Regions from separate parts of the Homo sapiens genome. Here region 1 is linked to region 2. Evidence: chromatin contacts called from ENCODE Hi-C or POLR2A ChIA-PET data. All regions are on one chromosome and are shown on one strand. Each heading gives the region's core, a stretch centred on a gene start or an enhancer-like site at or near the end of the contact. The rest is flanking DNA. Distances are from core to core; before and after follow the strand shown. Region 1 holds the start of GSTA1 (glutathione S-transferase alpha 1). Region 2 has its middle 40 kb from the start of GSTA2.

Region 1 (6,129 bases), core at 2,801-5,300, 79 kb before region 2:
AGCACCTGACTCCCAAGGCATGGTATAAAAATAGACTGTGAATAAGAATTCTACGAGTTCTACCAAATAGCCTGTGATATGTGCATTTGAACAATGTATATTACAATATAGCATTGAAGTTGTTTTGTTTGTGTACCAAGTCATTATCCATACGTTTGTATGTATACATAGTCTGAAAATGTATTGTCAAACTATTATCTTAAATCAGTGTTGCCATATGTTTTCTCTTTTTATTATTTATGATGTCAATGTGCTGAGATATTTTAATAAATATCATATATCACTCAAAAACTTTATTATTAAAAATGTATAGATCTGGTGTAGTCCAAAGAAATGTTTTATGAACATATATACACCAAGGATCTAAAGAGCAAAGTTAACCTTTTATCTTTGATTTATCACGTGTCAGTCACTCCACCCCTGTTTGCCTCACTCAAACACATTATTATTATTATTATTATTATTATTATTATTATTATTATTGTGCATTTCAAAGTAAGTTGCAGACATCTTTGCAGTTCACCCTGGGACACAGTGGCATGCAGATTATAACATAGTCAAAGCAGTAAGAACCACCATTGCAAGAAAGAGGATGAATTAAAGTTCACCCAGGCTTATTTCAGATCCCAGAGCAGGAAATGAGGAGGGCAGATGAGGAGAAATGAGGATTCTGAAATAGTCTACTCGTGGGAGAAGAGTGCTGTCATGAAGGTGGAGTCGCTGCCCAAGAGAGACTGGAGAGAGAGTGTGTAGAGCCACTGAACATCAGGGCTGCACACTGTAGGGCCTGGGGCAGACAGGACATGCTGCAGCAGGGGAAAAGCCCCTGGCCCATGTGGAAGATGCAAGCTGGGTGGGTGCTGTGGATGCCATAGTGATGTGGAATGAGAGGAGAAAATGGGAGCCTGGGCTCCAAACAAGGAGTAAGCAGAGCCACACTTCTTACTCTCTCACTGAATCAGGTAACATGGAGAAAGATCTGGATCTTTGCACCTGCCCAGTAAGGAAGCAGAGGTGGGAGAGGGAGAGTCAGCCTGGACAAACTCAGGGAGAAGCAGAGGCCCCAGCCTCACTGCACATGTGTTCCTGATCTGTTTCCTCTGATTCTCCAGGTGTTGAAGAGCCATGGACAAGACTACCTCGTTGGCCACAAGCTGAGCCGGGCTGACATTCACCTGGTCAAACTTCTCTACCACGTGGAAGAGCTTGACACCAGCCTCATCTCCAACTTCCCTCTGCTGAAGGTGACCCATTTCCCAGTCCTCAAGAGGCAGCTCCTCATCTCCCATCTTGGGATCTAGTATCTGGGTCCTTGAACTGGCCACATTCTGACCTCAGCCTTCTCCAGGTCTTCAGGGCCCCCCAGGTCTCCAAAATGAGCTTCCAGGTCCTGATTCTGAGGCATGGAAATGCCTTCTTGTTATGCCAAGGAAATTACATGTGCATGCTACCCCAAGAATATTTCGCTTTTTATAATGCCAAGGACCCAGGACTCAGCATCTCTCCTCATCCCTTTATTTCACTGTGGTTTCTGTTCCTGAGTTCTCTGTGATGCCCTTTATCCCAATATGCCCTTATCTTCCCACACCAAGTGTGTCTGAGCAGGGCCCTTTCCATCTGGTTCCTTCCTTATGCTCTGGCTCTTGCTGTCAGATAACTGAGTTCCTTGTGCACAGCTCTCCCAACACGCTGCCCCTGAAAGCTATATCTCTCTATGGGAAAAAGTGGTCCCATGGTTTGACTTTAACATTTTCTATTTTCATTTCTAGCTCAATTTTCCCATATCTTCACTTCTTCTGCTTAGAGACTGATCTGTGCTATCTCACAGGCACATTGTTCTTTCTCATCTTCTACAAGAGCCATGAATCTACAAGATTCATGTGTAAGGAAGAGGGTAGGAAGACTGAACTGAATAAAGTCTTAAAGACATTTTTTGGGAAAATGCTAGTGAGCTGCATGTTCTTCCTCTTATCTTCATTTCTCACGTAGTGTCTCTTTCTGCCTCCCTACTGGTGCTGATAGAGGGAACTTAGTTGGTCTTTGTGTAGGAGGGGCGCAGATTCCCTGGGTTGTGTTAATGGTGGTGTTAGCCCTTGGCTTCACTCTGAGGCTGTGCTTTGTGCATTGCGGGCCCTGAAAATCAGAATCAGCAAACTCCCCACAGTGAAGAAGTTTTTGCAGCCTGGCAGCCTGAGGGAGCTTCCCATAAATGCGAAAGGTTTAGAAGAAGCAACAAAGATTTTCAAGGTTTGATAAAACAGGCATGGATGCCAAGAACATGCAATACCAATATTCTAAAGTTTTGCAACAATAAATTGCTTTATCTAAATGTTGGTTGTGGCTATTGTGAAGTTAATAAACTTTTTAAAAATTATGTGCTAATTACATAGTAAAATGCCTATGACCAGATTTAGTTAAAATTGATTTCTTTTCATTAGTATCTGATATGAAATCAGATTTCCAAACTCCCCATAAATTTTCTTGGAATTAAAAATTTAGTAAAAAAGTAAAATGTAGACTATGTGGTTTGTTTGACTTTTTCAAGAATTGTCCTGCAACATTTGTCAAATGGCCTATCAGAAAGTCATGTATAGAAATTTACTTCTGACATTCTGCACAAGAAAACAGTTATCATTCTGGGGAATGGCAAAATGAAATTTTCTTTTTTCCTTGACATCCATTTTATTTCTCATGAAAACACTTTTTCTTATGCATTTTCAAACAACCTTTCTGTCTGCTATGGATCCCTCAGTTTTGTAAGGGGTGAGGAAATATTGAAGAGCAAACAGACCCACCCTCTGCTCTCAGGCCAACTTGTCATCCCTTACAGTGCATGTGCTCCTGGCTCATCCTCACTCTCCTCAAGGCTCTGTGGGGACCCGGGCATAAGCCTTCCCTCAGTTCCTTCAGTGCCACTCAGGCCTGGCTGCGAAGATACAGATGGTATATGCGAATTACATATAAGTAACTATATGCAAAATTATTTTTCCCTGGTGTGTCATTGTGCCAGCGTGTTTGGATTAGAAGTGATTTCCAGGAATCCTTCCCTGCGTCTTCTAGCTTCTGGGGGCTCTTGGCCTTTCTGGACTTTCATGGATCATGACCACATCACTCTAATTTCTGCCTCTGTGTTCCAGCACCTCACCCCCTGTGTGTTGTGTCTTCTCTTCTCTCTGCTGTGAGGACAATTGTCATTGGATTTGGGGCCTATCCAGATATACCAAGATGATCTCATCTCAAATTCTTTTACTTCATTACATCTGCAAAGAGCCTTTTTCCAAATAAGATCAAGTTCACAGGATCTAGGGATTTCTATATGGACCTATCTTTCTTGGGGGCCAACATAACCCCCTACATGGTATAGGTGAAATAAGATTATTTGCAATTGATGAATCCAGGTGATGAATACTTTCAGATTTGTTATATTATGGGCAATTTGAGTGACGCAAAGAGGATAGCATATGCAAATAGGGTCTCTGGATTTGTCAGATAAAATACAGGATACCCACCTAAATGTGAATTTCAGATAAACAATAAATAATATTTCAGTATAATCTGGTTTCATACCGTGTTTGGAACATAGCTATAACTAAAAAATTGTTGATTGTTTGCCTGAAATTCACATTTACATGGATGTCCTATATTTTATTTGGCAACCCAGTAAGAAAACGGTGGCATCAGCTTGCCCTTCACAGACATCCTCTCCCAGCTATGCTCACAATAGAGATTTTTCAGTTGCCCTAGTCTTTGCACCCAACTCATGAAAAAAAGCATCTTTAAAAAGCCAGTTTCTGCTGACTTGCAAAAAGAGCAAAATCTCGGTGAAATGTATTGTGTAAACTTTGATTGCCAACCTTGAAAAGGAACACATTAACCAGTGTCTTCTGATAAGCAGATCACTTGCCTCATGTCTTAGAATCCAGTAGGTGGCCCCTTGGCCATGAAATGTGTGGGAGTGGCTTTTCCCTAACTTGACTCTTCTTTCAGTGGGAGAGAACTATTGAGAGGAACAAAGAGCTTATAAATACATTAGGACCTGGAATTCAGTTGTCGAGCCAGGACGGTGACAGCGTTTAACAAAGTAAGTACTGATCTTATAAATTTCTCTACATTGCCTCACACCCTCCTCTCTAGCCTCCTAGAAAAATATGCTAATATGTGTCCTTAGCACAAGGAAAAGTCTGTTTTTACTCATATTGTGCCGTCTTGGTGTGCTTGGGTGACAGTTCAAGAATTGTTTATTTCTTTTCTGTTGGATACATCTTTACAGAATTGTAAAAATGAAGAATTTAGAAAACCAGGGCTTCAGCATTTAATGGTATGGGAAACAATGACATGAAGAGAAAAAAGAAATGGTAGCATTTTAAACAATCTGAGAATAATCAGTGCTGGAAGAAGTGGCAATGTATGCAAAAATTTATTTCTCTGTGTAAGTAGTCAACACACAATTGTAAATTGTGACACTGTAATTCTATATTGGCTGTGAAAATACAAAACTCAGGTTTAGTATAATTAGAATAAATTAGTTTGAATGTCAGGAGAACTAGATTCTAGTTGAGCCTTTGCCACTAATTAGCTCAAAGACAAGTCATATTCTGTCTCTGGAGTTCTACCAACTCATGGCCAATATAGAGGATAGCTAAGAAAGAGGCTCCGACTGTTGCTGCCCTTTAAACTGTGTAATTCTTTGAATGGAGATCTGTCCTGCTCACTCTAGGATGTTTCTAGGCATCCCTGGCCTCTACCTATCTGATTTGTAACCCCCTTTCCCTCCCCGCAGATATGACAACCCAAAATGTCTCTAGACCTTGCTCAATGTCCTCTGGAGCAGAGGAGCAAAATCCCCCTGGTTGAGAACCATGGGACTACATGACCTCATGGGGCTAAGCAAGGCTGTGTTACTGATGTGCCCCACTGCTTGGACATTCACTGAAAATTTCCTGTTAATCCAGGTGGACTGATTAGTGAATATCAATATCTTCTGTACAGGAGCTAAAAAGGAAAGAGAGAGAGAAACAGAGAGCCATCATATGACAGATTTGATATAAGTCTGGATTCATATAAAATCTTATTCCTACTCGAGTTCTATGAACAAAATATAGAGAACCAGAGAAATGGATACAAGACAGATAATAGATGATGAAGAGACAGATTACAAAGAGATAGATACATAGAACGATTGATAGATAAAATAATACATACATGGATGGGTAGACAGAGATTATAAATAGATACATATACATAGATTGTTGGTCAGTAAAATAATTGATGGATAGATAGATCAAAGAAAGAGGATCCATGGGCTACTCAATATGTCCAGAGACTCACCCATCTTCCAAGCACTGGGACAAGAGCAAACACCCATTGCTGTGTTCCTACTATGAATTTTTTGTACATTATCTCATTTAACTTTCTCAACAACCCTCAAAAGTAGAAATAACTATCTCTATTCTAAGAAGAGAAAATTGAGGCTCAGAGATTAAACAACCTACTGCATTTATGAATCTCATAATGGAAGGAGTCATAGTTTATCTCATTCTCCCTTCTCTCTGATAAGAAACAGTGTCATTGGGACCACCTCAGAGATGTAAATGTAACTCCTTTAATTTACTCCTGGAATTATGAGAGCTTATATTCCTTTCAAAACAAGCCCATTTTTTAATTGATGTAAGTTAATTATTGATGTAAAGTAATTATACTAGTCCTCAACTCACTCTGATTTTTAGGTTGTCAAATCAGAGAAAGTCACAGTTTTATCAATTTTTTCTTCCAAGCAAGCCCCTGAAAAGTTGCTAACAGGAGGAACTCAGGAATTAGATGTTCCCCTCTCGTCCTCTCCTTCCAACATTTATTTGGCTAATATATATTTAATAGGAAAATACAAAACAACTTCTCAGACAGGAGCTGAGAGCCAGGTTATGAGGTGGAGTGGAAAAGCTCTGGACCTGCAATCAGAAGTTAAGGCTGACCCAACACTCACCAAGTGTGCAGCATGAGACAGGTGCTTTAGCTCTCTGAAACTCAGTGTGCCCATCTTTAATTTGGATAATAGGAGCCATTTCCCAGGGTTGTTGCGGAAGGTAAACACACTCCCTAGATATTGACTATGAATGAGGAGCATGTGTGTGT
Region 2 (6,214 bases), core at 807-3,306:
GCACTCTGGGGCTCTCCTTTCCCTGGCCTTCATTGAGACAAGAGCAGAAAGCAGTTCAGGGATCTAGGAAAACACTGAGAGTCACAGCTGCAGGAAAAGTCTGCACCAACAGGAGCTGATGGCTTTCATAGAGAGAGATCCACTGTCAACCTAAGTAGCCCTGAAGACACGGTCAGTTTATAAATGACTGGACATTATGACAATAATTTATTACTGATTTGCTATAAAGTGTTATCCATTTTATGCTATATATAGTTTAGCATAGCTAGAAAATAAAGGGAAATTTATTTTTAATTTTGGGTATATATACAGATTTATATATTATATTTACCATACCAGATGTTAAACATTCTGACTATCACTCCTGGGTAGTCTGTGACATAAAAGTATGAAGATTTTTGTTAAGAAGTAATTAACATTTGGTATTTAATACTTACACCATCCGCCATTTTAATAGTGAGTTTATATATATATGTGTGTGTGTGTGTGTATAACTGAAGTGGATATTAATTTCTCTGCACTGGGGGAATTGGGTCAATATTTGAGCCATTAGGTATACTGACTTGCCAGTTTTCTGGGATATTCTTGAAGAACAAATATGTTTTAGCAACATTCTGCCAATTAGAGCTGCTTAGATGAGGCAGCTGTGAGTCAGCACAAATTTAATCTGTGTTGACTTTGCTCTGCCTTGCCTCCTACCTTTCTCCAATCTTTACTCACCTTCCCTCTGCACACAGCAGCTGTTTCAATATATTTGTCCTTTGAAACTTTGAATACAGTTGCAACATTCTAAGTCAACAGGGCAGCTAAGTATACCTAGCAGAAAAATTAGACTTTAACCTCAGAAATTGACAAAATCTTCTCAAGGATTATGGTTCCAATAAATACTGTTTAAAGTATTTTATTCATAGTTCTATTCAATAAAAGTTTATAGAGCACCTACTTTGTTCCCTGAATTGTTTTAGGCACAGAGAATGCCAGGAAAGACTAAGTCCTGAATGACAGGAACCAGAAGATCCAGTGAGCGAGGGTCTTAGTCAGAGGGAACAATGAGACAGGGTGTTGGTCAGGAACAAGTTGGGTGTGTTTTAGGTACACTAGTGTTGTGGGAGCAAGGCGAGGAAGTATTGAAAGATGAGGCCAGCATGGGTGTATTAGTTATCAATTGTTATATACCAACTCACCCCGAAGTTTAGGGACTTAAAGCAATAAATATTTATTATCTCACACAATTTCTGAAGGTCAGGAATCTGGGAGCAGCTTAGCCGGGTGGTTCTGAATCAGCATTTCTCAGGACGCTGCAATCAAGTCACTAACAGGCTGTGTCAGCTGAGGGCTTGACTGGGATCTGTTTCCATGATGGCTCACTCACATGGCTGTTGGCAGAGGCCTCAGTTCCTCTCTGAAAGTTGGCAATACATCTCACTTCTTTGGCATGCCTGCTTCTGTGTAGGACTGCTTGAGTGTCCTCAGGACATGGCAGCTAACTTCCCCTGGAGTATGTAAGCAAGAGGGAAACTACAATGTCTTTTATGACCTAGTATTGGAAGTTACACCTCTGATGATAGAGAAGGGCTGAGGACATCGCCTCGGGGGAGATAGCAGTTGGAGAAGAGAAGGCTGGGTGGAGCCAGCGAAGGCGTCTGAAGAGGAGGGGTCAGTGAAGTAGAAGGAAGTCCAAGAAAGTGTGGCATCATGAGGCCAACAGTCCGGCAAGAGGATGGAAGAGTGGACATTGAATTTGGTACCACGGAGGCTACTGCTGACCCGAGGAGAGAAGATGGGGACACAAGCCTGACTGGAGTGGGTTGAGGAGAAAATGGGACGTGAGGTAGAGGAGACAGCAGCTACCGGCAGCCGTTTTGAGAAATTTTGCTCCGAAAAAGGGCATATGGTTGGGACAGTAGACTTTCTCAGTGATCTAAAAGAGGAAGGGAAGGTTGAGTAGGCTGAGCTCAGTTTCATTTGCAATTGTGGAAAGTCACCTAAGAGTGGCTGAGTCTGTGCACTGAACTCTTTACAGCCACCAGGGAGGTCCCTTGGCTCTGGGCAGTGCGCCATCTGGTGCTCAGTCATGGAGTCAGCGTTAGACTGACACAGTAGGTTGGGCAATCCCTTTGCTGGAACAGAGACTTTTTTTCTCATAAATTTTAAATCCAAGTTGGAGTAAATTGCCAAAAGAACAACTAAAAAATGCTGACTGAAAGGCAGAGGTGCAAAGTTCTCCTCACTTCCTTTTAACCCCTTCCAATTTATTCCATTTTGTCTTTCTTATTCCCTCATCCTCTTCACCTTAATCCATGAGTCTCTCTGTATTTCCTTTTCCACTGTCCATTTCTATGACGCAGAATCTAACGATGCAGCTACAAGCCAAGAAACACCAAAGATTGCTGGCAGCCACCAGAAACCAAGAGAGAGGCTGGGAACAGATTCTCCCTTAGAGCTTCCAGAAAGAACCAGCTTTGCTGACCTCTGGATTCTGGACTTCTAGCCTCTAGACATGTGCAAGAATAATTTCTGCTGTCTAAGCCACCTAGTTTGTGGTAATTTGTTAGAGTGGCCACAGGAAAAGAATTCAACTACTTTGCAATAAAAAAAGGAATGAATACATAAAAAAGCACAGATGAATTTTGAAATAATTGTGCTGTGTGAAAGACACCAAACAAACAAAATACCTGCTGTATGCTTCTAATTATATAAACTTCTAGAAAATGCAAACTAACTCATTGTGACAAAAAGCAGATGAGTGGTATGGGGCCAGGCAGAAGAAAGGGATTTCCAAAGGGCATGAGGATGTGAATAAGTTCAGTATCATGATTATGATGATAGTCTCATAGGTGTATATGTGTGTTAAAACTTATCCAATTGAGGCTGGGTGTGGTGGCTCACTCCTGTAATCCTAGCACTTTGGGAAGCCAAAGCAGACGGATCACTTGAGGCCAGGAGTTCAAGACCAGCCTGGCCAACATGGTAAAACCCCATTTCTACTAAAAATACAAAAATTAGCTGGGTGTGGTGGCACACTCCTGTAGTCCCAGCTACTTGGGAGGCTGAGGCATGAGAATCACTTGGACTCAGGAGGTGGAGGTTGTAGTGAGCTGAGGTCACACCACTGCATTCCAGCCTGGAGGCAACAGAGCGAGTCTCGTCTCAAAAACAAAAACAAAACTGAAAAACTTATCCAGTTGTACACTTAACTCTGTACACTTTGTTTTTTTTTTGAGACAGTGTCTCGCTCTTGTCGCCCAGACTGGAGTGCAGTGGCCTGATCTCAGCTCACTGCAACCTCCTTCTCCCAGGTTCAAGTGATTCTCCTGCCTCAGCCTCCCAAGTAGCTGGGATTACAGGCGCCCACCACCACGCCCAGCTAATTTTTTGTATTTTTAGTAGAGATGGGGTTTTGCCATGTTGGCCAGGCTGGTCTCAATATTTCATATATATATAATATATTGCATATAATACATTATATAAAATACACATATATTTTAAAGTATCAATTATATCCCCTAATACAGTAATAAAACCAATAGATGCAAATAAACAATCACAAATCTATTATGTACATAAGCAAGCTGTACAATCCTTCTGCTCTCCAGCTGGTCTCTTCAGCTGCCTCTGTCCTTTGGAAGGCTTCCTTCTGCTTAGAAACAGGCCCAGGCCTCCACTGTCCTAACCTTCTTAGCCATGCACCCACACTCCTCAGAAGAAACCAAGAAACACTCCACAACAAATTTTTAAAGTTCTTTATCCTTGGCTAGTTTTCCCTTTTGCTATTTCCTTCTTTCTTTTCACGTCCAAAACTTGAGTAGTCTGCATTCTAGCTCTACTTCCTCTCTCAAAGTCTTGAATTTTAAATTCTTTTTTTTTTTTCCTTTGAGATGGAGTCTCGCTCTGTCGCCCAGGCTGGAGTGCAGTGGCACAATCTCGGCTCACTGCAAGCTCCGCCTCCCAGGTTCTCGCCACTCTCCTGCCTCAGCCTCCCGGGTACCTGGGACTACAGGCGCCCGCTACCACGCCCGGCTAATTTTTTGTATTTTTAGTAGAGACGGGGTTTCACCGTGTTAGCCAGGATGGTCTCGATCTCCTGACCTCGTGATCCTCCAGCCTCAGCCTCCCAAAGTACTGGGATTGTAAGCATGAGCCACCACGCCCGGCCAAATTTTAATTTCTTAATCAATGAACTAATCATCTTAGTTCTATGAGTTTCAAGGTCTTTTCTCAGTCTATCTTTAACTTTTATACTGCAAATACCAGGCCAAGCTCCCTTTCCATCAGCAACTTTCTGCCGCAGTCTCCCACCCTTCACCAAGCACTAGTGCTCAGATTTTCCTGTGGCTCATTTTTTCTTAGTTTCATGATTTATATATCTTCTTTGCCAACATGTTGTCACATGGATCCCACCCAGTCCTGCTTCATGTCAAAAGGCCAGGATTTTCTTGAAATAAATAACAAGTTATTAAGGACAGCCCTCCTGCCTCCATAGCACAGTCCTGTGAAGAAAGCTATGAAAAGATTACCGAGGCTGACATTGGGTAGTGAACACAGTATTTAGCAGGGCAACTTGGATGTGCCTCCAGAATGGCATGACCACTATTCCACTCATTGCACTCCACTCCTTATCTTGAAATGTTCTCCCCACTGCTCTCTGCCAGTCTGTATCAACTTCTTCTCCATCATGACACCTTCACAAATACTGGACATTCCAACAAGGGGTCTTTGTAGATCTGTGTTTCTTTCCATGCTGCTCCCACGTCCTCAAGTGATAGTTTTGTCATTCTAATATTGGGGAAGATATGGAAGAGGATGGCAGTAGTGGTGGAGAAGCAGCTCTCACACAGTAGGAAGGTGGCTATTACGTATTGTAGGTGAAAGCCAGGACTCATGCATCTGAGATGAGGATGCACTGAAGCTGGTTAAAATTCTGTTATTATACATCCTCAGCCTATTGTTCTACCTCAAGACCCATGCATGCTTTCTTCTAAGGTTGCCCTCAATACTGGTTGTTCTGGTATTGTAAGGAAACAAAGAAGGAAGAATCAAGCATCAAAACTCAACACCTCTAGTTCTCCCCTTTAGTTTACAGATGAAAGCACTGGGGTTCAGAGAGGTTGAGATTTATCTAAGGACACAAAGCTGATCAATGGTAGAATCAGCCTAGAACCCAGGTCTTCAGAATCACTAGCAAGAGCCTTTTCCATTTATCCATTGATTCAGCAAATAATTTTTTTAGTTCTAATCTATAAAATGTTGCACTAGGACAGAGATACAGTGCTGAACAAGATGGGACAAAGGCCTTTGACCTCAAGGAATTCACATTGTAGTGGGAGGAGACAGACTACAAACAAAAAAGAAAGAGTGATAAATATCTCAATAATTATAGCCTATGATTGGGATGTGAAGAAAATTAAGCAGGGACTATGTATTAGACTGTTCTCAGGCTGCTAATTAAAAGACACACCCAAGCCTGGATAATTTATAGAGGAAAAAGGTTTAATAGACTCACAGTTCCACATGCCTGGGAAGGCCTCACAATCAGGGAGGAAGGCTAAAGGCATGTCTTACGCTGCAGCAGTCAAGAGAGAATGGGAACCAAGTGAAAGGGGTTTCCCTTTATAAAACCATCAGATTTCGTGAGACGTATTCACTACCACGAGAACAGTATGAGAAAAATGCTCCCGTGATTCAGTTATCTCCCAGCGGGTCCTTCCCACAACATGTGGGAATTATGGGAGCTACAATTTAAGATTTGGGTGGGGACAGAGCTAAACCATATCAGACTATAATAGAGAGTAGTTGGGGAGAGCTTTACTTTAGATGGATGGTGAGGGAAACATAAAAATTGAGAGAAAACTAAGTATGCAAAGAGATGGAAGGGAGGTTTTGGGGCAAAGGAACCAGCATTTTCACAGGTTTGAAGAGAGAAAGTACTCAGTGTCTCTGTGTACCCCAAGCCCCTGGAGCTTGGCTGAAGAGTAGAGGGCAGAGGTGTGGCTTGAGGAGGGGGGTGGGAGGTGGTAGATGACTCACTGCTGTAAGTCCCGTCAAGGAGTATGGATTTTATTCTAGGTGAAATGGGAATCCAAAGGCTGGCCCTCTTCCATGCAGATTTTGCCCAGAAGACACAGTATTTTGGGAGGTATGGTTCCACACTACAGCTATTTGAAAGCATAACTGAAACTTATGAGGAAAAATCCATCTGCTTCTGTACCAAAAA

What was found. Hi-C counts contacts between places; a loop is a spot of excess contacts on that map. ChIA-PET counts read pairs that join two places held with the same protein, here RNA polymerase II (POLR2A). Pooled maps may share reads with other maps.
Region 1: a map of Caco-2 shows a loop between it and region 2 (7-fold over the local background). The contact joins the promoter of GSTA1 here to the enhancer-like site in region 2. A Hi-C loop is called at or near these places in 5 of 168 maps with a recorded cell type or tissue (Caco-2, Calu3, HAP-1 and 2 more), 3 of 37 single-sample maps with no recorded cell type and 12 of 50 pooled maps. POLR2A ChIA-PET finds 5 or more read pairs at or near these places in 3 of 52 experiments (GM12878, HepG2 and activated T-cell).

What each region holds. Positions count from the first base shown.
Region 1 is chr6:52,801,737-52,807,865 of GRCh38, reverse strand. GSTA1 (glutathione S-transferase alpha 1) reads left to right here and starts at 4,050. Exons shown (of 7, transcript NM_145740.5): 1 at 4,050-4,081. It also overlaps the pseudogene GSTA6P.
Region 2 is chr6:52,720,458-52,726,671 of GRCh38, reverse strand. No RefSeq gene overlaps it. Among named protein-coding and RNA genes, the nearest start is that of GSTA2, 40 kb to the left of the region's middle. RefSeq lists silencers at 2,017-2,066, 4,115-4,229. Within about 2 kb of position 2,056, at least 17 of the 41 ENCODE cell types and tissues checked have a DNase peak (open chromatin) inside an H3K27ac peak, as active enhancers do; they include PC-9, where a contact is called at or near this core.